Linked DNA regions of Homo sapiens: all the other regions are linked to region 2. The links are chromatin loops, found by intact Hi-C in ENCODE. Cell type or tissue: dorsolateral prefrontal cortex. All regions are shown on one strand. Region 1 has its middle 46 kb from the start of GDF10. Region 2 has its middle 140 kb from the start of PTPN20. Region 3 overlaps PTPN20 (protein tyrosine phosphatase non-receptor type 20).

Region 1 (8,000 bases), 210 kb after region 2:
GGGAGAGACCCAGGGCTGGTCCCCGCAGCCAGATGCAAGGCACTATGGCCCCTGGGAGATGCTCCAGGGTGGCAGCTTTGCCTTCCCAGGGCAGAAGCTGTCTCTGAGGGCTGGCCTTGTCTGCCCCAATGACCCAGCAACGAGGCAGTTGCCACTGGCACACCCAGGGTGAATGTGGGCTGAGACGTCATGCAGGGCTTCAGAGCAAAACAGAAAATGCCACACAGATGAGTGCAGCCCCCATGAAGGGAGGGATTCCTGTACTTTTTTCTGCCAAAGATTCTAATCATTTATGTCTCCTAAATTCACCTTCGGCGGCACCATTAGGTCCTATTCAACTACATGAGTGTTACACACATTATTTTATAACTTCGCAACAATGCTGAACATGAAAAATGTGAACCAGTTTACATGTATCTCTATATGGACACCTTTGTTTATCTAACTAGTAAAAGACATCAGTTTATTTATTTATCCTTTCTCTAAACATGCCCATTCAAGTGGAGCAACTCGATATCCACAAGCAAAGGTTCATTTGTACTCCTACCTCGTGGCGTATTCAAAAATCAACTCAAAATCAGTCAACACCTAAATATAAGAGCTAAAACTATTAAACTCTTAGAAGAAAATATGAGAATATATAACAATCATAGTTTTGGCAAAGGATTCTTAGATATGACACCAAATAAATAGGCAACAAAAGAAAAATTAGATAAATTGGACTTTATCAAAACTTAAAACAGCTGTGCATCAAAGACCATTATCAAGGATATGAAAAGGCAAGCTATGGAATGGGAGCAAATACCTGCAAATAATATATCTGATAGAGGCCTAACATCCATAATTTATAAAGAATTCTTATAACTTAATAATAAAAAAATTAAAAATAGGCAAATTTCTAAATAGACATTCTCCAGGGAAGCTATATAAATGGCCAATAAGCAAATGAAAAGATGATTGACATTGTTAGTCACTGGGGAAACACAACTTAAAACTATGAGACACTGCTTCATACTCACCAGGATGGCTTGAGTTGAAGAGACCAACAACAAGTGTTGGTAAAAAAGTGAAGAAGTTGAAACCCACTTATGCTGCTGGGGGAAATGTAAAATTGTGCAGCCATTTTGGAGAACAGTTCATCAGTACCTCAAAAAGTTAAAAGTAGAGTTACCATATGATATAGCAATTCCACTCCTAGGCATATATCTAAGAGAAATGATAACATCCGTCCACACAAAATCTTGTATATAAATGTTTATAGCAGCATTATTCATGAATAACAACATAAAAATCCATCAAAGGATGAAAGCATGCCCAATTTGGCTAATCCATAAGATGGAATCCTATTCAGCTATAAAAAAGGAAAAATCTTGAAAAGGTTCATGAGTGGACCAAGAAAACTAAGTGCTAAGTGCTATTATGCTAAGTGCTGTAAGATGACAGACACAAAAAGTCACATGTTGTGTTTATTTTTATATGATATATCTAGAATAAGTAGAACCACAGGGATGGGAAGCAGATTAGAGGTTACCAGGGCATGACAGGAAGTGGGATAGGGAATGATTACTTAGTTAATACAGGTGTTTTTGTAGGGTGAGGAAGAAGTTTTGAAACTAGACAGCTGGGGGTAGCACAGTGTTGAGAACACATTAAATATTATCACTGAAATATGCACTTCAAAACAGTTGATTATATGTTATGTGAATTTCATCTTAATTTTTTAAACAGAATTTTTACGTTATGCTTAAAAGGGGAAGCAGGAACTTTTAATTATAGGATCACAGTTATCTCTGACACTCAGGATCCCTCAAATTGGGTGGCTACAAACTAATGCATGGTGTCTATGCCAACTGGAAAATTCCAGATCCCTCACAGGTATTTACTGAATACGATAACTAAATAAAGTGAGTGGTGGGGGGACCCACAGGGGAAAGAATGGGCAATCATAAGAGGCAAATCTCCTCTAGCTTAAGTTTAGTGATTCCTTGGAAGGCATGTAACACCGGAGAGCAAACACTCATGCCCTTTCCTATGAACTTGCGAATGGACCCAGGTGTACCTGAGCTCTCAGAGACTCTGACTGCTGGGTAGAGGGACACTGGGTACTCAGGAATTTGTTATGGCTCCAGCTCAGGGAGGGGTGGTAGGTGGCAGGTGGCCAGTGGTCTTCTGTCACCCCACCTAGGAACATACATATCTGGACACACCCCTGCGCTCTGTGGCATCTGGGACAGGGAAGATGTCACCACTTATGCTTGTTCTGCATAGCTGCTGCTCAGCAGCCTTCATCCTGCTGGCTGAGGCCCATGCCCTCTCTCTAAGGACCTCTTGGCCCAGGTCTGCAGAGATCACTGCACAGTGGACAGGACTCTGCCATTCGGGTTCTCTCCATGCCTTCAGCATGAATGCCTCCAAGGAGGAAAGCATGATCACACAGCGGCCCAGAACAGCCAAGCAGAGGCCGTGGGCAGGGTGGAGAGGGGCTGCATGGGGATGAACAGCAGGAGAGAGGGGGAAAACGGCATCACAGCTTGCACCCCCACCTGGTCAGTTCCCAGCTGAGGGCAGGAGACTCTGGCTGCAAGCAAAGAAGTTCAAGGCAGGCTCTGGTCATTTGTGCAGGGCAAAGAGGTGACTGAAGCCTCAAATCTGTGCCCCAGCAGGCTCTACCCAGCCCAGAGGTGACCCCATTCAGCTCTGATGGGGCCGTAGCCCCAAGGCCAGGGTTTAGAGGAGAGCGCCAAGGACAAGACAGCAAGGGGGCTCAGAGAATGGAAGGGGCTGGGACTGACATCTCATGTTCCCTTAAATTGAGTCCTTGTTGCCTCCTTGCCCGAATAAAACATTAATGTTCCTCATTAATGTTCAGTTCACTAAAGATGAAGCCCGTTAGAATATGCTATGGCTCCAGCTCAGGGAGGGGTGGCAGGTGGCACCCCAAATTCTAAAACCCTCAGCCTTTAGAACCAAAAGTCTCTGTAAGATCTCGTCTTACTCTTCATGTGGGGAAAATGAGGCACAGAAGGAAAAAATGAGCTGACAACAAAAATCAGTTCAAAACTTTGTGTTTTGTCATCCAGGCCACTTCATATTTATAGACACACGTGTCATGGCCTCAAAGCCAGGAGAAACAAAGGATGCTGATCGGAAGGAGTGAGGTCTCAGGATGGTGGATGAGAGAGAAGCAATGTCAGGAGAATGCCTAAACTCCTACAAAAGGACGTGATCCCTATGTGCGTGCCCCCATGCCCCTCCCCACCATGTGTAATGATAGGGCTTGGGGTAGGAACTGGAGCAGTGCATGAAGAGGGACTCAGCACACCAAGTGCAGGCTCTTGGTCTGTGCATTGCCATAGGCATTGGTGCGATGAGATGCTGGACTTACATAGGCCCTGAATCCAACTTCTCATCACCTGGGAAGAGGTGGGCCAGCAGTGTAGGGCCACAGGGAGGCATAAAAAGGGTGACATCAAAGGCTGTGCTGAGCCACTGTCGTCAACCAGCCTCACACTGCTGGTTATCCCAGAGGCTTGGAGCAGGGTTGGAGGGATGAAGCAGGCCTGGACTGCGTCCTTAGGAAGACAGAAGCCATCGTCGATATGGCCGTTCCCTTGTCCCCTCCCTCCTGCTCCTACAGCAAGCATACCAGGGCTGACTCCTCTCCACACCGCAGCATGGAGGTGTGGAACCACCCCACAGACACCCTACACCTCCCAGGTCTGGGCAGAGAGCAGCCAGCTGGCTGCCGAGGTGTTTTTCCATGTGGCTGGGGGCCCGCTGCGGCTGCTCTGGCCGGGTGGTGACTCACAGCTGGCAGGACTCTGGCCTGGCGATATTTTGAGATCCGACTCCATGATGGACTGATGTGACAGCTTTGTTCTCTAGGGCCCTTTTGATTTGTGAATCTCCCTTTGTGGTTTGCTAGGGATGCTCAGACCCTGCTGTTTCTGGGCTCCAGCGACCTCTCGCTCAGCTGGGCAGGCGGGGCCGGCTACAGCGGGGGTGGCAGACAGCGAGTGGGAGCAGCAGGGCTCAGTGAGGACTGAGCCACCACCGGCCTGGGCAGCTAGAGCTGCACTTCCAGGCTGTGTTAGACTGACTGGGTGGTCGTGGAAGAATGATAAGTGCCTGCTCAGAGCCAGCTATGCATGGCCAGATCGCAAACCACAGGGCTGCCCTGCTGGGCTTGGGCCTGGGCCCAGAGCTCTCTAGAGCATCTGGGGAGGCATGGGGGTGGACCCGGAGGCTTCTGGAGACCTGCAAGGCAGCCAGCCCTTGGGAAAGAGCACTTGGGGCCTGGGACAGCCGGGCTAGCCGGAAGACTCAGAGCCAGTCAGCAGGGTCCGTGGGACCTCATTTGTGGCACCTGCATTGAAGGCAGGCAGGGATACAGAGGAGAAAGGGCTTCAGAGCCAAAGACAACTAACTGGGTTCAAATCCCAGCTCTGCTCTGGCCGGGGCTGGGGCCGTGGGCAGCTTATTTGACTTCTAATCCCTCACTGGGAAAATAGAATCATAATACCCATCTCTCCAAGCTTTGAAAGGTTTCATGTGAGCATTAACACACACAGATGTGCTCAGAATTCTATCTGCCCAGAAAATATAGTCCTCTACCCCTCTCTAATACACACACACACACGCACACACACCACATTCCTCCAGCTGTCTGCCTCCTTCTGTGGTCCCTGGGGTAGGAATGACTTGTTCTCAGTTTCTTTCTGGCCAGGTGTCCCTCCATACTCAGTTCCATGGATTCTCTTCCCAAGATTGATGTGTTCTCAGATAAAGGTGAGCCAGTTTCCAGCCACCTGCCTGAGGGCAGCTGAATTCACACAGACACACACACACACAGACATACAGACACACACACACACACACACACACACACACTGCTGACTCCCAACACTAGCTCAGCAAATATTACTTAACAGGGCCTTTTTAGGTTGCTGAAAATTTCATGGTCACAGATGTTCCTTCCAGTTAAACAGTAAGCTGCTACTGGGCAAAGCTTCGTACAAAAGAGGGAAAATGCAGACCTCAAACCGAGTTTTGCTAAATGAAAGAAGGAGGAGATGGGAACTAAGGAGCTTTGCAGATCCAGCAAGATGTGACATGACCCAGGGTTTCAGGGTTTCAGCCCCAAGGCCACCACCACTTAGAGGAGATAGCACTAGAGTGTGTCCTTATGATGCAAGATCTGGGTTGGAAGAGGCCTCATGTGTCACCCTTCCCTAGCATCATGTGATGCAGGACATCCCCAGCAGCAGCTAGAGACACTTGCCTCGGGACCCAACCAGGGACGCAAACGCACTCCCCTTTGGGCAGCTCTCAGTGCTAACAAGTCCTCTGACTGGTGAAAACCTGTAGCAACTGAACCTTATTCCGCTGCCTGGGCCACGTAATACAGATCTGCTTCCTGTTCCTCAAGACAAGATGAGGACCCTTTACAGATTGAATGAGTCTTCTCATTCCCAAAATAAACCACGAACCATCAGCCCACTTTTTCTGGCAGGGAAGAGTCCCAAGGGTCCCACTCTCTTCTGCAGTAAAGGACAATGCATCACTTTACAACAGGATAAGACGGCTCTGGGGAGCCTCTAGGGAGCCCGTGCTGAAAACCCTCCCCTGGGCTACCTCACCTCAGCAGCTGGGGTGCTCTATGTGGTCCTGCCAAGGGCCGGGGACTGGCCTGGTGTCTGGGAGCCTTGTCTTCACTGCCCAATCATGGCGGCTTTGATCCCATGACTCTCAGCTTTTCCATCAGAATTCAGAGGGCAATAATAGCAACTGCTTGCTTGTAAAGTGCTTGGAGCTCAGAGGAGAAAAGGTGTCAGACAAGTGTAAAATGTTACTACTGGCACAGGCCAGAGGATGGAATGGAAAATCCCAGCAGAAATTGGGAACTCAGAGGAAGCCATTTGTCAGCTCCTCTGAACAAATGGATACAGGAAAAGGGGCCTTCCTCTGGCAGCCAGGCACAGCCCAGGTCAGCTGGAGGGGCTGGAGGAGATGCAGGTGAACATGAACTGTCCTGCCTTCTGACATCAACTACTGATTTAGCAGCCATGCCTTCCACCTCAAGACCAGCTGTCCATTGCACACCCTAGGCAGGGCTGCCAGCGGATGAGCCCAGGTACCCAGAGCTCCAAGCAGTCAGCTCAGCCCTCAGAAGCCTCCTGGAGAAGAGGACTGCAGGAACTAACCCACTGTAGCAGCCATCTGGAAGAACCAGCCCAGTTCTCAAACAAGGGTGCACCAGGCAGAAGAGCCAGTCAGCATGTAGCCGTGAAGACTGGGAAGGGCAGAGGGAAGAGGCACGAAGCACCTAGATGACGCGATGAACTAAGGAAAACTTTTAAAGCACTCTAATTGCTGTTCTCAGAAATTCAGGAAACGTATACATTCATTAAAGAATCTTCTGGCAATACATCTTCTTAGACATTATAAGTGTGACCCACCAATTCCTGTCTTCAAAGTGATCATCAGTAAATGAACTGAAAGATAAAGTCAAGGAAATCTGTCAGAACGTAGGGTAAGAAGACAAGGAGAAAGAACTTCAGATTAAAGTGACTCACATATCTTGTTAGGATTAATGAAAAAATAAAACCATCTAACATTTTAAAACATGAAGAATAAAGAGAAAATCAGAAACATGAGACAGAAAACATCATCACCTACTAATAAGTAAGACTGGCATCTCATTAACGAAACTTACTGTGACTACATTGTTGAAATTCCAAAACCTAGAATTTGACAGTCTCACAATCACAGTGGGAGATTTTAGCACCTACTGTAACTTCATCACACCTATGTGGTTCAACTTTTATGAAACCAAGTTGTGAGTTGTTTTCAGGTTACCATGGGCCCCCAGATTGAAGGTGATGTAATCTGAGCGTGCTCAGGCGAACCAAATGGACAGCCACAGGAGGAACCTCAGGGCTGGGACTGAGAAATTGGGACTGAACTGAGAAGCAGACACTGCCTGGCAGGAGCCAGGATCCAATCAGAGGAAGCTCTGGTATCACCCCATGGCAGGATCCAGTAAGATCATGCCTCCTGGCACCACCTCATTGCAAGATCCAATCAGATCACACCTCATTACCCTATGCTTATAAAGCCTGACCCAAACCCCTGCTCGAGGAGACAGGTTTGAGAGTTTTCTCTTGCCTTCTTGCCCATTAAGCAGCTTTATTGCTGTTTTTCTTTTCTCAAAAGCTGGTGCCATGGCATTGGCCTCTATGTGAATTGGACACCAAGCCCATTGATCGCTTGGTAACAATACCATGTTCCTAGATGGGAGGACTTAATATTATTAGGATACCAATTCCCCCCAAATGAACACAAATATTAGATTTTTCTCCTTGACTCTTGACAGTGAAAGCTTGCGTATGAACAATTAAAGACTCCCACTGAGGATTCTGAATCTGAAACTCATACTGCAAAGAATCAGGGGATACTTTAGAATTCACTCTAGTTATGGTGATGGTGATGGTGGAGATGCCAGAGGAGGGGATGGAGGGGAAGTGGCGGGAGGTGCTGGTGTTATGGGGGTGGTGGTGGAGGAGCAGGTGGTGGAGGTGATGGTAGGATGGCAGCACCCAGCACCCAGAGTCTAGTGTAGACAATAGCAGCAGAATCAGAACAGCCTCTTGGCAGCAAGCGTCCAGGGCAATGTCTCCAGTGGCACCATTTGGCTTGTTTTTGGCTCTCTGGCATCCCTCTATCCTGGCCTTTTGTCCAAGGGTTGCTTCTAAACACTACAATCTCTTACTAAGACATCCGTTATCCTTCTAAGTCTCTTTGCTGCCTATGTTTAATAAAGTAAGTTTCTATTGCTTACAACCAAGAACTCTGGGACAATGAGTCTTCCAATCTTGAGTAAAGGAAGTATTTTGTAAGCAAGGCAGGAAACCAGAAATATTGTTTTAAAAGCAGAAGACTGACTAATTTAACCACAAAACTTGAAACAACTCAATAGGAAAAGTGAAAGCGCCAAGTTC
Region 2 (8,000 bases):
CATGGACAAGAAGGAAAATAATTTGTTCCCTCTTCCCAAAAAAATGTGTGTAAACAACATAGGCCTTGTCTTTGATGCGAGCCAACTCTCTCCAATTTGATCTGTCTCTAAAGAAGTGAGACAGTGCAGGGTCCCCCTGGGTGGGAGTGATGCCTGACGGGAGCCTGGAAACTTAGCAGCGATGCCCTGGATCGCGGCTCTGGCGTTGGGCCCACCTGGCAGGGGAACGGGGAGAAGCTTTCCCATTGTCCTGATGCGATTCTCCCAGCTGAAACGAGGCTGGTGCACATGTGGGCCGACACTGATGGGATCCAGCTTGCCAGAGAGGTGCACTCCCCCATATGAGCTCTGGTCAGCAGGCACTTACCGGCATTCACTGAGTGCCCACTGTTGTGCCAGGCACTCACGGGGTTACTGGAGGAGGGCACTGGAGGCCTTCATGTTTCCAGGGCTAAGACGAGGGTGGGAGCCTGTGACCTCCATCCCTCCTGGGGCCCCTGATGCTGCCTGATGTGATCCTGAGTCGTGGAAATGAATCCAGATGTGCACACTCGCTCACCTGTGAGTGATGGCCATCCCTCTGATGGCCCCCAGGACCCTTCCCAAGTGAGGATCTTAGTCCCTAAGTTGGGTTCCCTGGCGCCTGACATCTGAAGATTAGGAGCCACCCCAATGACTGGAGGCATTTCTACTGCTGACCCAAGGTGTTTAGCATTAGGAAAGTGCCCTGCAGATGTCACTCCATGTTGTTTGAAAAGAATTGAGATATCACATGAAATATATTTCATAATCCAGAGGAAGTTGGGAGAGGTGTCCTGGGCTCCAGCCCCAGTGCCAGGGGTCTCCTGTGCTTTCTGTGAGGCAGGGTGAGCCTGGGATGGGGTGGGGGCCAGAGCCTTCCACAGGTTTCCCTGTGGGCCAACCTCACCTTTGCTGCCTGGGTCTGGCCATGGTGCTCCATGGGGTGTGGGCCCCAAGCTCACAGACTATGGCAAAGACAAGCCACAGAGAGGAGGCAGCCAGTGGTTCCAGGCAGCGATGGGCTCAGTGCCAGCCATTCCAGGCACCAGCATCCTGCATGTCTCAGCTCCCCTCTCCGCCAGACTATTCTCTGTCCACAGCACCAAACACCAAAGGAAATAAGCTCTGAGAGGCCCAAAGTGGCTCTGGGTGGCCCACCTGAGCATGGACTGGGCCAAGTCCAAGGCACAATCTGGGGCAAGTTGGAGGTCAAGGCCAGATCCCAAATCACAGAACTGAGTCCAATGTGGGAGCTGGGCTGTAAGAAGGAGAAATCAAAGGTTGAGGACAGGGTCAGCGCAGGGAGGCCTCAGAGTGAGGAGGAGACTGGTGATTCGCCTCACTGTCATTGGTCAGCTGGTATGGGCTATGTGGGCAGGTGGATTGGGCTCTGAGGTTCTGGAAACCAGTCATGCCCCATGCAGATGCATGTATACAGACCCGAGCCTCCAGGCCTGATGGGAGGGACCCCTCCAGGGGGACCTTTACAGGCAACACCGAGCTCTCAACACCTGCATCTTAAGGCTCCGAGGACATGGCAGGTGTGGCCCGTGAGTGGCAGGGCCTCCACGTGACCACAGCTTGGGAGGTGTGAGGGGCTGGCTATAGAAGGCCAGGCAATAGTGCAAGAGGTAGGGAGGCCCCAGGGTCAGGGCAGGGGCTCCCTCCAAAGGGCCTAGGGCACGGGACAAGAGGCCAGGCTGCTGGCAAGCTCTCTGTCCTCCCCGCAAAGTCTCATAGAGGAAATCTGTGTATTGAACATGGCCCTGCCACCCTTGGCCAAGCACCTACTAAGGTGCGTTGGCCCTGTGAGGGGCTGGGTGTGAGGAGGTGGAGAGCCTGGGCTTATAGCAGAGCCTGTCAGAAGTCCAGAGAGGGCCAGAAGTCCTGGGTGGCCCAGTAGGATGGGTGAGGAAGGTTCTTGGGGAGTGGAGATACCGGTAGCAGACAAGTGCACCATTCCTGGGACTCAGAGAGGGACCAGCACTGCTCAGAGTCATGGTAAGGAAACATGGGTGGTAGCACTGGGCCCTTGAGGCCGAGGGGAGGCTGACATCCAGCTGGGCAGAGACCACACCACTGGGCCCAACATAGTCAGAACCCAGGAAGCTTAAATTTGGGGACAAACAGACCCTAGGTGGAGGCAATACCCAAGAATATGTTAAAAGGGAACTCCACTCACTGGTGTGAGGCACTGCTCCTGGGCCTGAGTGTGCATTTTCCCTCGAATCTCCACGTGGGCCCTTCAAGCTTGATAGCCAGGAGGGCATGAGGAACCCACGGTCCTGACACTTGCCTGGAGTCACACAGCTGCTTTGAAGCATCCAGTGATGTGAGTGTAGCTCACTGGGTCCCCAAACCCATGCAGGCCATGACCAGTTTTGGGTGGTGGAAAGAGGTGGTCAGAGGACCCAGAGGGCCCAGAAGTCCTTACAGGAAGGGCTGTTGCCAGCTGGGAGCCCGGGCTAGGCCTGTGCATCCTCTCCCCACCTCCCCATTTCCTCCCTTCCCCTGTGCCCTGGGCCAAGACACAGTGCCAAGCGAGGGGACTGCGGTTGCTGTGGAGGCAGGAAAGCCCAGGGCCCGGCTGGAAGGTCATGTGGGAAACTTCTGCTTGAGGGGAGCTGCTCAAACGGGTCACTGGGCCCCTCGGGTACCAGACCTTGTTTTCCTGCGGCCTCCTCCAATGGATAAGGGGCACTGGGGTAGGGGCTTGGCTCCAGCAGCCAAGGCGTGAACAATGGTCTCGCTGGCTGCCCCGTCATGCCCCCTCCTCAGCCGCTGCCCTCCCGGAGGACCAAAGCTGCCATGTGAAAGCGATTTCTCTGAAAGGCTTCTCTGGGGAAACTGGGCGTCGGGGCCTATGCTCACCACACTCCCTGCATCCCTCCTTTCTGTACAGAACCCTGAGTGTGGGCGGGAGGGTGGATACCACAGAGGGTGTTGGGGCATGGGTGCTTCTGGGTGTGGGGGCTCAGATGAAGAGGTGAGTGGCCTGGTGGGTCCATGTGCAATGGGAATGGACGAGGGCCTCGGCGTGAGTCTTCCATAGGAACGAGGGGTCAGGGCTGTAGGGGGACTCTGTGAGGCTGAGTATGCCTGTGCAGGTGGGGGGCTGTGAAGATGTGTGGGAGGCTGCTGTGAAGGGTGCTTTCTGGGAATGGTGCTGTGCTGCTGCAGTTTGCTTAGAGGGCAGATTGAGTGGGAGTCAGGCAGGCAGGGCTGCGTCTGCAGGTTGGGTCTGATCACCCAAGCCTTTCCCTGGGCTCTTTCTCAAGGACAGGGAAGCCCTGGAGGTTGTGGAGCTGGTGGTGAGAATGCTCGAGCATTCTTGGCAAGAGTACTGGAGTGTGGGTGGTGTGCGGGATGGATGGGTGCAGGAGAGTGCAGAGATAGGCCACGTGGTTGGGCCCTGGGTATGTGTCCTGTTGGGGGCGTGAGGACCTGGTTGAGGAGGAAGGCACAAGGGGCAGTTCTGTGGGGGTGAGAGCCATGGGAGGTGGGGCAGGAGGACTATGGCAAATTGAACACAGAGAGTGGAGGTGGGGAGCATCCAGGTAAGGTGAGTCTGGGCCAGTGTGTGCACACTGCAGGTGCTTGTTAATTTGTTGATTGGCTATGTGATTGATTTGTTGGTGGTGCCAGTGGGCACAGGGGGTCCTCAAGAGAGGTGTCAGAGCACGTTTGTATGTTAGAGAATGAGAAATGGCCCATGCATGCACACCCCTATCCCTCTCCCACCCCGCCCAGCACTCCCCTGCCTGGCTTCTGGGGAGCTGCTGCAGAGGAAAGCCCTGTGAGCTAAGCCGCATCATCGTCATGGCCAGCAGGGGGCGCTGTGCCCTTGGGTGGCCCAAGCTCTCCCAACAGCTGGAAGATTGGAAGATACGTTTGTACATTTTTGAGTACGTGCCCTGCTCTGACATTGCTTAGATGGTCATCTCGCCCCCATCCTAGCTGACAACCCGTCTTCACTACATCACCTCCATGCTAACAATACCACGGGATGTCACCTGGGGGTAACCAGGGCTCCTGGACCCCTCAGCTCTGCTCAGCCCTGAGAAAGGCATGCAGAGTCCCCGACGAGAAGACACCCGGAGCTGGGCATGAAACTAAAGCAAGAGGAAGGGAAGGTGGCCCAGTCCCCAACCTGGGACCTGTGGCCACATGGGAAAAGCAAAGTGCAACACAGAGGGTGGGGGCTTCCATTTGGGGGTTCTTTCAGAGCTCAGGGTGGGACCCCAGCAGAGGCTTCAGGCTCTGTCCTCACAGCCTCTGCAGCCCCAGGGCCTCCCACCAGGGTGTGGTTTGCTTGAGAGTGGGTAACAGCAGCACAGGGTGGCATCAGAGGCAAGGACCAGGGGCCCCAGGGACAGCTGCTGGGACCCTCAGGTTAAGGCAGTGGCCCCAGGAGAGCTGCCTTACCTCAGCTCAGCGTTGCCCCTCACTGCAGAGTGGACTCACTGATAGTGAATGAGATCAAGGCCAAGGTGGGTGCTGGTGTGGCCTAGGGAGGCATTCAGCCCAGCCTGGGGAGCTGGGGTTGCCAGGCACAGCCCCCAATACGAGGTATGTCTGAACTGGGTTCTGAAGGATGAGAAGGAGTTGCCTGGGCCAAGAAGGCAGTAGTTGGGGGAGTGTTCTTTTGTCCACAGAGTCCATTTGAGTCAAGGAATGGCATTGGCAGGCCGCCTGCAACACCGAGAGGAAGAGGCCAGCACTGGGTTGGGCACCCCTGCAACACAGACAGGAAGCGTGGGCTGGGTGATGGAGGCCTGCAGGTCCTCTCAAGAGCAGAGGCAGGGCAGCCCCTGAGGAGGGCGCTGGAGCCTGGGCCCACACATGTTGGAGCCATGGGAGGGAGTGTCGGTCCAGGGCCAGAGGCTGAAGGCACTGCAGGGGGGTTACTGCAGCTGGCCGGGTTTCTAGGTTTAATGTTGAGACCGACCAAATTTGAATCTTGGTTCAAATCTTGGGCCCTTCCGGGGACAAATAGCTCAACTTACCTGGAGCTCAGGATTTCATCTGTGAAGTGGAAATAGGGGCTGTGTGAAGTGGGGTGATAGCCTGCCAGGGTGATTCATAGGGTGAGTTGAGATGACATTTGTAAGCCCTTGTCAAGGTGCCTCATGCATAATAGGTTCAACAAATATTAATTCCCCTTTCTCCTCTCCTTCTCCTTCTCCTTCTCCTTCGCCTTCTCCTTCTTCAAGGATTTCTGCACATGGGTGAAGCTGGGAGGGAATTTATCTAATTGTCTAATTTTGTCCTTTTTTATCTAGCATGAGATAGTGTTCCCATTTTACAGATGAAGAAACTGAGGCCAGCCAAACTAAGTCATTTTCCCAGGCCACACAGCTAATGAGTAGCAAACTTACTAGCTGCCTTTCATGTCTGGGGAATGGGCAGCCCCATGCTAGGGCTTCCTTAAAGGCCATGGGACTTGGTCCCTGGAAGGGTGTGCCAACTGGGTTGCCTGAGTGGAGCAGAAAGTAATTGTGTTTAAACATGAGCTTTGGTAACAGCAAACAAGGGCCATGAAACACCAGCAAGTCTTTCTCCTCCACAGCCTGGTGGTCCTGGGTTTCCTGGGGCTCGGACCTCTGCTTTGTGACCAGCTGGGCAGGTGACAGACATGAAGAATGACCAGATGTCTACACCGGCTGACCAGCCTGGAGGCTGTACTGCAGGTGGGCTCCTGCCTCAGGGTCATCTGAACACTGGGACAGCTCCGGGGAAGGCAGAGCCCCATGACCAGGATGAAGGCGAGGGAGGAGCATGGGCCCTGGAAGCAGAGGCCCCCCTGCCAGCCCTGAAGGTGGCTGGGGCCCAGGGGTGGGTGTTAGGGGACACCAAACAGAGGTCATGAATGTGCTGTGCTGGCCAGATCCGTCCTGCTGATGTGTTTTATTTGGCTTGCAGAGTGCTTCTCAAAAAACTTTGAATTATGTCTTAACATTTTCATATGAAAATCTAGATCTGCAGTTTCTCCTGAAAAGTTGGAGACTCTGGCCACAGATGTGAAAGGAGACGTGCGGCAGGAGAGCGGCTGCCCAATCTAGTTGGTGGCAGGTTCCTGCAGACCCCACCACTCTCCATAGTGCTCCCGGCACTGCCATTCCCTGCCTGGGCCCCTCGAGGCCCCTCTCTTCACAGACATGAGCCCTCAGCCCCTTGCCCATGACCCAAAATCTGGCTGTGATTTCCCACTCTGGCCAGTTTCCCTAGAGGGGGACATGAGGGACGTGACACACACTCAAGGTCATTAGTCTCAACAGTCTGGGACTGAGTGTGAGGACCAGGGAAAGAGGGCTCTTGCCATCCCCAGAGCCAGTGATTCAGAGGGTTTTGGTGGGGGGCCTGGCTGGAGCAGACACCATGGAACCTGAGGGGCTTTGGGAGGCCTTCTACTCTCATGCAAGAGCAAAAAGGCCAGGGCTGATTTGTCTAGCCACATGGTGACGTGGAGGAAAACTCCATCATCCCCAGGGAAATGCAAGGAAAGGGGGAGGAAGGAGAGAGAAAAAGAGAGGGAGAGGAGGGAAAGAGGGAGAGAGAGACAGAGACAGACAGAGACAGAGATATAGAGAAGGATAAACAGAGAGGGAGACAGAGACAGAGAGAGAAGAAGACACAGAGAAAGATACAGATAAAGACAGAAAAGAAGAGAGAGACAGAAATATTGGGAGCTTGACAGCCACAGAGCGAGAGACTGAGTGTCTATGATGGGCAGCCAGGTCCCTCCTATGGGGCCTGTGGATTCTCTCTTGACAGCTGGATGGCCACTCCCCTCTCCTCCTCCTCAGGCCTGCTGCTGGCTCCAAGGAAGCTGCTGAGATAGGGATAGGGAGAGAGTTCCATGCTAACAAAATGGTGCATACCAGGTGCTCAAGATAGCTATGTGGAGATAGATGCCTACTGCTCTGTCTCCCAACAGCGCAGATTTCTGTTTGCCAGAGGGAGATCACCTTCGCTGGCTTGGAAAGTGCCAGGAAAGGGCCAGTGTAGCCAGGTGGGCTTCTGCAGGTGGCCAGTGGTCAGTGGAGGGGCTGGCACCTTTCTCGGCAGCAGAACCACTTGAGAAGGCCCGGCCCCTCTCTGAGACCAGGCTTCGGCCCCAGCACCCGAAGCCAGCCCCAGTAGGACACAGACTGGGGCCTCAGGATCATCCACAGTAAAATCAAAACCAACTTTTTCCACGGTACCAGGCCAAGTGTGATAAATTTGGAAAGTAATATTTGCAAACCGTTTCCCGGCATCTCACAGCAGATTGGCTTGGTGCAGCTGGCATGGCGTGCCCAAGTGTGTGCGGCCGGGACTGAGGGGCTGCTGGGACTGGTGAAGGTAGGAACGTGGTCGGGAACACCAATTGCATTTCATTAGAGGCTGGTGATGGGGCACTTCCAAGTGGATGGTTTGGAAGCCCACGACAAGGCAATGTGGGGGGCCAAGCCAGACTACATTATTCACAATGTGGTTTTCTAGCTGCTTCCAAATTTGATTTTGCCAGTTGAGGCTGAGCGAGTTAATCCCCTGGACTTCATCTCTTGTGCCTCAATTTCCCAAGCTTCTCCAAGGTGTTGCCCTTTCCTCTCTGACCACTAAATCTGTGGGAATGAGCTCGAAGCCTGCACCCAGTGCTTCCTGTCTATGCAGCATCTGTATTGACCAAGTCACAAACTGGTCTAAATAATAAATAGGATCAAAGACTGACCCCTGGATGGGGTTGGCTCCACCGCATTTCTGTGGCTGTCAGTGGCCTTGGCAAGCTGATAGGCGCATCAAAACCTCTTTGGTATAAAAGTCCAGATGAGGGAGATCAGAGAGTGTGTGGGTGCAGAGCCTCTGGGGAGGACGGGTTTGCAGGCTACACTGTGTTCAGGTGCCCAGGTCAGTAGGGATCCTTCCCTGCAGGTGGCCTCTGAGATGCCTTTCACCCACCCTGCACTTGTGACATCTTGGCTTGTACCTGGGGACCT
Region 3 (8,000 bases), 54 kb before region 2:
TGTCTCTGTCAGATTTTGGTATCAAGTTGATAATGGCTTCATAGAATGAGTTAGAGAGGAGTCCCTCCTCCTTGAATTTTTTGGAATGGTTTCAGTAGGATTGGTAGCAGTTCTTCTTTGTACATGTGGTAGACTTTAGCTGTGAATCCGTCTGGTCCAGGGCTTTTTTTGGTTGGTAGGATTTTTATTACTGATTCACTTTTGGAATTCATTATTGGTCTGTTCAGGTTTTCTTGAACAGGAATTTCTTCCTGGTTGAATCTTGGGAGTTTTCAGGAATTTACTCATTTCCTCTAGATTTTCTATTTTTCGTGTGCATAGATATTTATAATAATCTCTGAAGATCTTTTATATTTCTGTGGGATTAGTTGTAATGTCATCTTTGTCATTTCTGATTGGGCTTAGATTTTCCTTTTTTTGTTGTTTAGCTAGCAGTCTATCAATTTTGTTTATTCTTTCAAAAAACAGACCAGGCGCGGTGGCTCATGCCTGTGATCCCAGCACTTTGGGAGGCCGAGGCGGGTGGATCACCTGAGGTCAGGAGTTCGAGACCAGCCTGATCAATATGGCGAAACCCCGTCTCTACTAAAAATACAAAAATTAGCCAGGTGTGATGGCATGCACCTGCAGTCCCAGCTACTTGGGAAGCTGAGACAGGAGAATTGCTTGAACCCAAGAGGCAGAGGTTGCAGTGAGCTGAGATTGTGTCACTGCACTCCAGCCTGGGAGACAGAGCGAGACTCCATCTCAAAAAAAAAAAAATTGTTTGTTGATCTTTCGTATGCATTTTTCCATCTTAATTTCATTCAGTTCTGCTCTGATTTTGGTTATTTGTTTTCTTCTGCTAGTTTGGGATTGATTCGTTCTTTTTTTCTAGTTTCTCTAGGTGAGACATCAGGTTGTTCATTTAAGATCTTCCTAACTTCTTTGATGTAGGCATTTAGCACTATAAACTATACTCTTAGCACTGCTTTAGCTGCATCCCAAAGATTTTGATTTGTTTTGTCTCTGTTTTCATTAATTTCAAAGAATTTTTTTGATTTCTGAATTCATTTGTTTACCCAAAAGTCATTTAGGAGCAAGTTGTTTAATTTCCAAGTAATTGTGTAGTTTTGGGAGATCTTCTTGGTAGTAATTTCTGTTTTTATTGTACTGTGGTCTGAGAGTATGCTTGAGATGATTTCAGTGTTTTTAATCTTTTTCAGATTTGCTTTATGGCTGAGCATATAGTCGATCTTAGAGTATATTCCATGTGCAGATAAGAAGACTGTATATCCTATGGTTTTGGAGTGGACTAGTCTGTAGATATTTATTGAGTCCAATTGGTCAAGTGTTGAATTTAAGACCAGAATTTCTTTATTAATTAATTTTTCGCTTTGATGATCTCTCTAATCCTGCCAGTTGGGTGTTGAAGGCTCCCAATATTATTGTGTGACTAAGTCTTTTCATAGGTCCAGAAGAACTTGTTTTATGAATCCGGGTGCTCCAATGTTAGCTGTGTGTATATTTAAGATAGTTAACTCTTCTTTTTGAATTTTTCCCTTTGTCACTGTGTAATGCCCTACTTTGTCCTTTTAGATCATTGTTGGTTTAAAGTCTGTTTTATCTGATATAAGAATAGTGACCCCTGCTTTCCTTTTGTTTTCCATTTGCATGATAGATCTTTCTCCATCCCTTTACTTTGAGCCTGTGGGTGTTCTTACATGTGAGATGGGTCTCTTGAAGACAGAATATGGTTGGGCCTTATTTTTTTAATCCATTTTGCCATCCTAAGCCTTTTAAGTTGGGTATTTAGACCATTTGCCTTCAAGGTTTATATCAATATGTGAGATTTTGATGCTGTCATCACATTGTTGGCTGGTTGCTTTGTAGATTTGATTGTGTATCTCCTTTATGGTGTCTGTGGGCCATGTACTTGTGTTTTTGTGGTGCCAGGTACTGTTCTTTCATTTCCACATTTAGCACTTCCTTAAGGACTTCTTGTAAGACTGGTCTAGTGCTCATGAATTTCCTTAGCTTTGATTGTCTGAAAAGGATTTTATTTCTCCTTTGCTTATGAAGCTTTCTTTGGAAGAATATCAAATTATTGTTTGGAGTTTATTTTATTTAATAATGCTGAAAATAGGTCCACAGTTTCTTCTCACTTGTAAGTTTCTGCTGAGAGGTCTACTCCTAGCCTGATGGGATTTCCTTTGTAAGTAAGCTGACCTTTCTCTCTAGCTGCCTTTAAGATTTTTTCTTTTGCATTGACCTTGGTGAATCTGTTAACTATATGTCTTGAGGATGGTCATCTTGTATGGTATCTCACAGGACTTTGCTGAATTTCTTAAATTTGCCTATTGACTTCTCTAGTGAGATTGGGAAAAGTTTTGCGCACTATATTTTCAAATATGTTTTCCAAGTTGTTTACTCTTCTTCTCTTTCAGAAATGCCAGTGAGTCATAGGTTTGGTCTCTTTACATAATCTCTTATTTCTTGGAGGTTTTGTTCATTTTCAATTTTTTTTTTTTTTTTTTTGAGACAGAGTCTTGGTCTGTCGCCCAGGCTGGAGTGCAGTGGCGTGATCTCAGCTCACTACATCCTCCACCTCTCAGGTTCAAGCAATTTTCATGCCTCAGCCTCCTGAGTAACTGGGACTACAAGCGCGTGCCACCAAGCCTCACTAGTTTTTGTATTTTTAGTAGAGATGGGGTTTCACCATGTTGGCCAGGCAGGTCTCAAACTCCTGGCCCCAAGAGATCCTCCCACCTCAGCCTCCCAAAGTGCTGGGATCATAGGCATGAGCCACCACCCCTGGCCCGAAATTCTTTTTTCTTTATTTTTGTCTGACTGAATTGATTTGAAGGACCAATCTTTGAGCTCTGAGATTCTTTCCTCATCTTGGTCTATTCCGTTGTTAATGCTTCCAACTGTATTATGAAATTTCTGTAGTGAATTTTTCAATTCCAGAAGGTCAGTTTGTTTGTTTCTTAAAATGGCTTTGTCAACTTTTTAACTCTTGGATCATTTTACCAAATTCCTTGGATTAGGTTTCAGCTGTCTCCTGAATCTCATTAAGCTTCCTTACCACCCAGATTCTGAGTTCTATGTTTGTCATTTCAGCCATCTCAATTTAGTTAAGAACAATTTCTGGCGAGCTAGTACAATTGTTTGGAGATAAGGAGGCACTGACTTTTTGAATTGCCAAAGTTCTTGCATTAAATCTTTCTCTTCTGAGAGGGCACGTGTTCTTTTATCTTGTTGAATTTGCTATCATTTCGATGAGGCTTTTTGTTTTTATATTCTTTGTATCCCTTGTGGGTTTGACTGTAGCATAAGCTGAGTATAGTCAGTTGGCTTTATTTCTGGGTGCTTTCAGAGGGCCAACACTCTGTATGGGATATTTATTAATACTTGTGGCTAGATTCTGGCACTGGATTTCACAGGCAGTGTATACTGGAAGAGTTTGGGGTGTTGTAATTTAGGCTTCAATCCAGTAGATGGTGCTTGAGAATAATGGCCGGCAAATAGACTCTCAGTCACATGGCTCTTTTGTATTCCAGCACATTTGCAGCAGTGGGGGTGGTGGGAAGGGGTAGCGATGATCCCCTGCCAGGTCCATTTCCAGGCCTTAGGGGAGCCCCCTCCAGTCACTGGCACCATGCCCACATCTCTTTAACCCCAAGGGGAACCCTGGCAGCCTGTGCTCTCTCCTCCCTTGGGGCAGCTCGAGCCAAAGATTAGGTCACCAGGAGATCCACAGCACACTGGAGGCCTGCTGATCCTCTGTGCTTGGGAGTCAGAGCTAATTGTGCAGTAGACCTACAGATGGTTTGTTGATGCAGTAGGTCAGGGGTGTGAGATCTCCAGGCAGGGCGGTGTTGCCGTGGGTGTATAGCTGATGTGGCACCCATAGCCTAGGGTTTTCTGCCCAGCAGACAGCTGTGGGGACTTCCCAGTTCTTTTTGCCTTGAGTGGATCTCAATAAGCTATTTTAAAGAAGTGACAACTTATCTTAGATCACAAAGTAAAGAATAGAAACAAAGAAAAAATTTTAAAAAAATTCTCTATGCTTTAACTCCATCCCCACCACATTTCAACTGCTTATTATCTAAATTTGTGTATTTTTATATTACCTTTCTCTTAATAGGTTGCTGTAGCTATTACGGCTTTTTATGAGTTTATCTTTCAGCTTCATACCAGAGTTAGGCATGGATTGCACACCATCATTACAATAATAGAGTATTCTGGTTTTGTCCATGTTGTTAATGTTACCAGTGGATTTTATGCCTTGAAAAGTTTTCTTTTTGAATGTGTATGTGGTTTTTTGTATTTTTTTATTTTCCTTCTGAAGAACTCGCTTTAGCATTTCTTGTAAGTCAGGTCTGCTGCTGTTGAATCCTCAGATTTTGTTTATCTGAAAAATACTTTATCACTCCTTCATATTTAAAAGTACCTTTGCTGAATATAGTGTTCTTGGATAACAGGTTTTTTTTTTCTTTCAACACTTTGAAAATTTATCCCACTTCCTCCTGGCCTATATGATTTCTGTTGAGAGTCAATTGTCAGATGAATTGGAGCTCTTTTATATGTTAATTACTTCTTTTCTCCTGCTACTTTTTAGGATCCTCTCTTTATCCTTGAGCTTTGAGAGTTTTATTATTTTATGCTTTGGTGTAGCCTTATTTGGGTTGAATATGTTTGGTGTTCTCTGATGCTCTTTTTTTTTTTTTTTTTTTTTTTTGAGACGGAGTCTCGCTCTGTGGCCCAGGCGGGAGTGCAGTGGCGCAATCTCGGCTCACTGCAAGCTCCGCCGCCTCCCAGGTTCACGCCATTCTCCTGCCTCAGCCTCCCAAGTAGCTGGGACTACAGGCGCCCGCCATCACGCCCGGCTAATTTTTTTGTATTTTTTTAGTAGAGACGGGGTTTCACCGTGTTAGCCAGGATGGTCTCGATCTCCTGACCTCGTGATCCGCCCGCCTCGGCCTCCCAAAGTGCTGGGATTACAAGCGTGAGCCACCGCGCCCGGCCCTGATGCTCTTATACCTGAATATTTATATCTGTTGCATTTTGGAAAGTTTTGTTATTATTTCTTTGAATAAGCTTCCTACCCCTTGCTCTTGTTCAACTCCCTCTTGAACACCAGTAATTTTTGGATTTGGTCTTTTGAGGTAATTGTCTATATTTGGTGATGATCTTCATTCTTTTTTATTCTTTTTCCACCTATGACTGCATTTTCAAGTAGCCGGTTTTCAAGCTCCCTGATTCTTTCCTCTGCTTGATTCATTCTGCTATTGTGAGGCTGTAATGAATTTTTCAGTTCAGCTAATATATTTCTCAGCTCCAAGATTTCTATTTGATTTTTAAATTATTTCAATCTCTTTGTTAAGTTTGTCTAATAAATTTTTGAATTGGTGTTCTGTTACCTTGGAGATCTCTGAGTTTCCTCAAAGCTATTAATACTAGTTTGAATTTTTGATCAGGGAGCTCTTATATGGCTATCTCATGAGGGTCAGTCACTGGTTCCTTGCTTTATCCATTTGGGGAGGTCATGGTTTTGTGTTGACTGCAGTTTCTTCTGGATGTGCAAGAAATATATATCTTGTATTGATGTCTTTGAATGAAGGATTAGTTATTTATTCCAGTGTTCTCTGTCTGGCTTATTTTTGTTTTTTATTGAATGTATTTGGTTATAGATTCTATGTAATTTACCTGTCGAATTTTTTTTTTCTTTTTTTTTTTTTTTTTTTTGGTGAGGGGCTAAGTTGCTGCCTTCTTTTTGGCACTAGATGTCACCTTACGACCAAGTTTGCCTTGGCTCCAGTAAACAATAAGAGAGCTGCTCATTCCAATTAGGGAAAGTCTCAAAGGAGATATCATGGCAGTGTGGGAAAGGTGGCTAGAGATTCATGCCCAGGGGTCCTGTGCAATGTATCTTCTGCAATGTGGTGCTACTAAACAACCACTCTGGTTTGGCATCTCCTTTAGCTGAGTTACAGACCAGAGTTTCCAGGGCTGGGGATGGTAGTCCCACCTCACCTGTTTGTTTCTGACTCTTCTCAGGGTATTTCTTTCTTCAGGCACATGTAGTGCTTCCTGTGGGTTGAGGTAGGGACAGGTTTCCTGCCAGGTAACCCAGATGGTGGGAAACCTGGATGTCACCTTTTCTGGTATAGAAATCATGAATCAGGTGGAGATTTTTTGCACTCTTGGTGCTGGGCAAATTGGAGAAATGGGCATTGCAGATGTGGAAACCCAATTCTCTTACTGCCTACTTAGAGTTTTTTTCCCATCTCTGTGGATCCAGGAACTGTCTTCTCCTCGTATTTGATTTCTGGGATATTGTTGGTGATAATTTCAGTGCTGTATATTTGGTTTTGGTTTTCTTTGTAAAGAAGTGAAGCCAGCTTGCTTCTACACTGTTATTTTGGAACCAGAAGTCCTCTCTTGTCTTTTTAATCTAATTCTCTTTAAGATAATTATTTTATCTTTGAATTAATTATTTTTTATGTAAATTACAAATAAGTCTTAATGGTTCCTTTGCTTTGTTAACCAGTACATCTTTGGAAATAACACAAGTGTAGTTTTAGAGCTTCACAATCAATAATGACTATAAAACTCAATATATGAGGAATCATAACTCCAAGTGAAAATTATATAACTCTTTGTCTTCATTTCATTGCAGTCACTTCCATCTTCATTATTTGGTTAACCACTACAGCCACATTTGGAAAGCTGTGTCTTTTCTTAACTGAACAGTCCAGTCATGCTTGTTTTATAGTCAGTAAACTGATTAAAAATTAGTAATTCAAATGTATTTCCATAATTTGCCTAATCTTAAATTATAATTAAAAAAATGCTTTTAAAGAAGTTACAGTTTTTAATTCTGATGAGATTGTATTTTATTAGTTTTTCCTTTTATGGATCATGTTTTGATATCAAGTCTAACAGCTCATCACTTAGCTGAGGGCCTGAATAATTTTTTTGTGTTCTTTTATGAAAATTCTGTAAGTTCATATTTGACATTTAAGTCCATAGTCCATTTTGAGTTAATAAATTATTAAATTTAGGTGAAGATTCATTTTTTGGCCTATTGATGGCTAGTTGTTTCAATATCATTTATTGAAAATTCTGTTATTCCTCTATTGAATTATTGTTGTACCTTTGTCAAAAATTATTGGGCATATTTGTATGGGCCTATTTCTGGTTCCGTATTCTGTTCTATTGATTAGTGTGTCTATCCTTCTGCCGGTACCACCCTTTGGATTATTGTAGTGATATAGTAAGCTTTAACATCAGATAGAATGATTCCTCCCACGTTATTCTCCTTTTTCAAAATTGTTTGAGCTATCCTAGGGTCTGTGCTTTCTCTAATAAATTTTAGAATTAGTTTGGCTACATCTACACAAAACTTGCTGGGATTTGGATGGAAATTACTTTAAATCTGTAGTTTAATTGGAGAGAGCTGATATCTTTACTGTATTGAATCTTCCAATCCATGAACATGGTAAGTGTATTTATTTAGGTCTTTTTTGAATTCTTGCATCAGCATTTTGTCATTTTCAGTGTATAGATCTTGTATATGTTTTGTTAAATTTACCCTATTCATTTTCTTTGGAGCAATTGTAAATGGTATTGTGTTTGTACTTTCAGTTTCCACATATTCATTGCTAGTACGTAGAAATTTAATTGATTTTCATTTGTTGATCTTGTACCCTGTGATCTTGTTGAAATTACTTATTAGCTCTTAGAGGTTTTGTAGGTTTTTTTTTTTTTAGATTCTTTAGTGTGTTCTACATAGACAGTCATGCCATGTGCATATAGATTTGTCTCTTCCTTTTTGATCTGTATACAATCTGTATACATCCTACTTATTTTCTGGTCTTATTGCTGTACTAAAATGTCAAGTGCTATATTGAATAAGAGTGGTGAGAGCAGGCGTTGTTGCCATCACTGATCTCAGAGGGAAAGCAAACTAAAATTTTATGTTTTGTGAAAGACCCAATGAAGAGGATAAAAAA

What was found. A loop is a pair of places that touch in the nucleus more often than their neighbours do. Peaks named below come from ENCODE experiments on the same cell type or tissue, not always from the same donor. Only the 100,000 strongest peaks of a DNase experiment are listed, where the experiment ranks them.
Region 1: it touches region 2 in a loop (2.5-fold over the local background); 7 of 110 quality-filtered maps call a loop at or near these places.
Region 3: a loop joins it to region 2, with 3 times the contacts of the local background. A loop is called at or near these places in 2 of 110 quality-filtered maps.

The regions. Positions count from the first base shown.
Region 1 is chr10:47,249,982-47,257,981 of GRCh38, forward strand. No RefSeq gene overlaps it. Among named protein-coding and RNA genes, the nearest start is that of GDF10, 46 kb to the right of the region's middle. In dorsolateral prefrontal cortex, no CTCF peak of the experiment used is centred here; a DNase peak (open chromatin) is centred at 3,920.
Region 2 is chr10:47,043,922-47,051,921 of GRCh38, forward strand. No RefSeq gene overlaps it. Among named protein-coding and RNA genes, the nearest start is that of PTPN20, 140 kb to the left of the region's middle. In dorsolateral prefrontal cortex, a CTCF peak has its summit at 3,855 (motif pointing right); a DNase peak (open chromatin) is centred at 3,850.
Region 3 is chr10:46,989,624-46,997,623 of GRCh38, forward strand. All of the region lies in intron 9 of PTPN20 (protein tyrosine phosphatase non-receptor type 20), which reads left to right. Among named protein-coding and RNA genes, the nearest start is that of PTPN20, 82 kb to the left of the region's middle. In dorsolateral prefrontal cortex, CTCF peaks have their summits at 3,495 (motif pointing right) and 3,701; a DNase peak (open chromatin) is centred at 3,688; H3K4me3 peaks cover 617 bases; H3K27ac peaks cover 973 bases.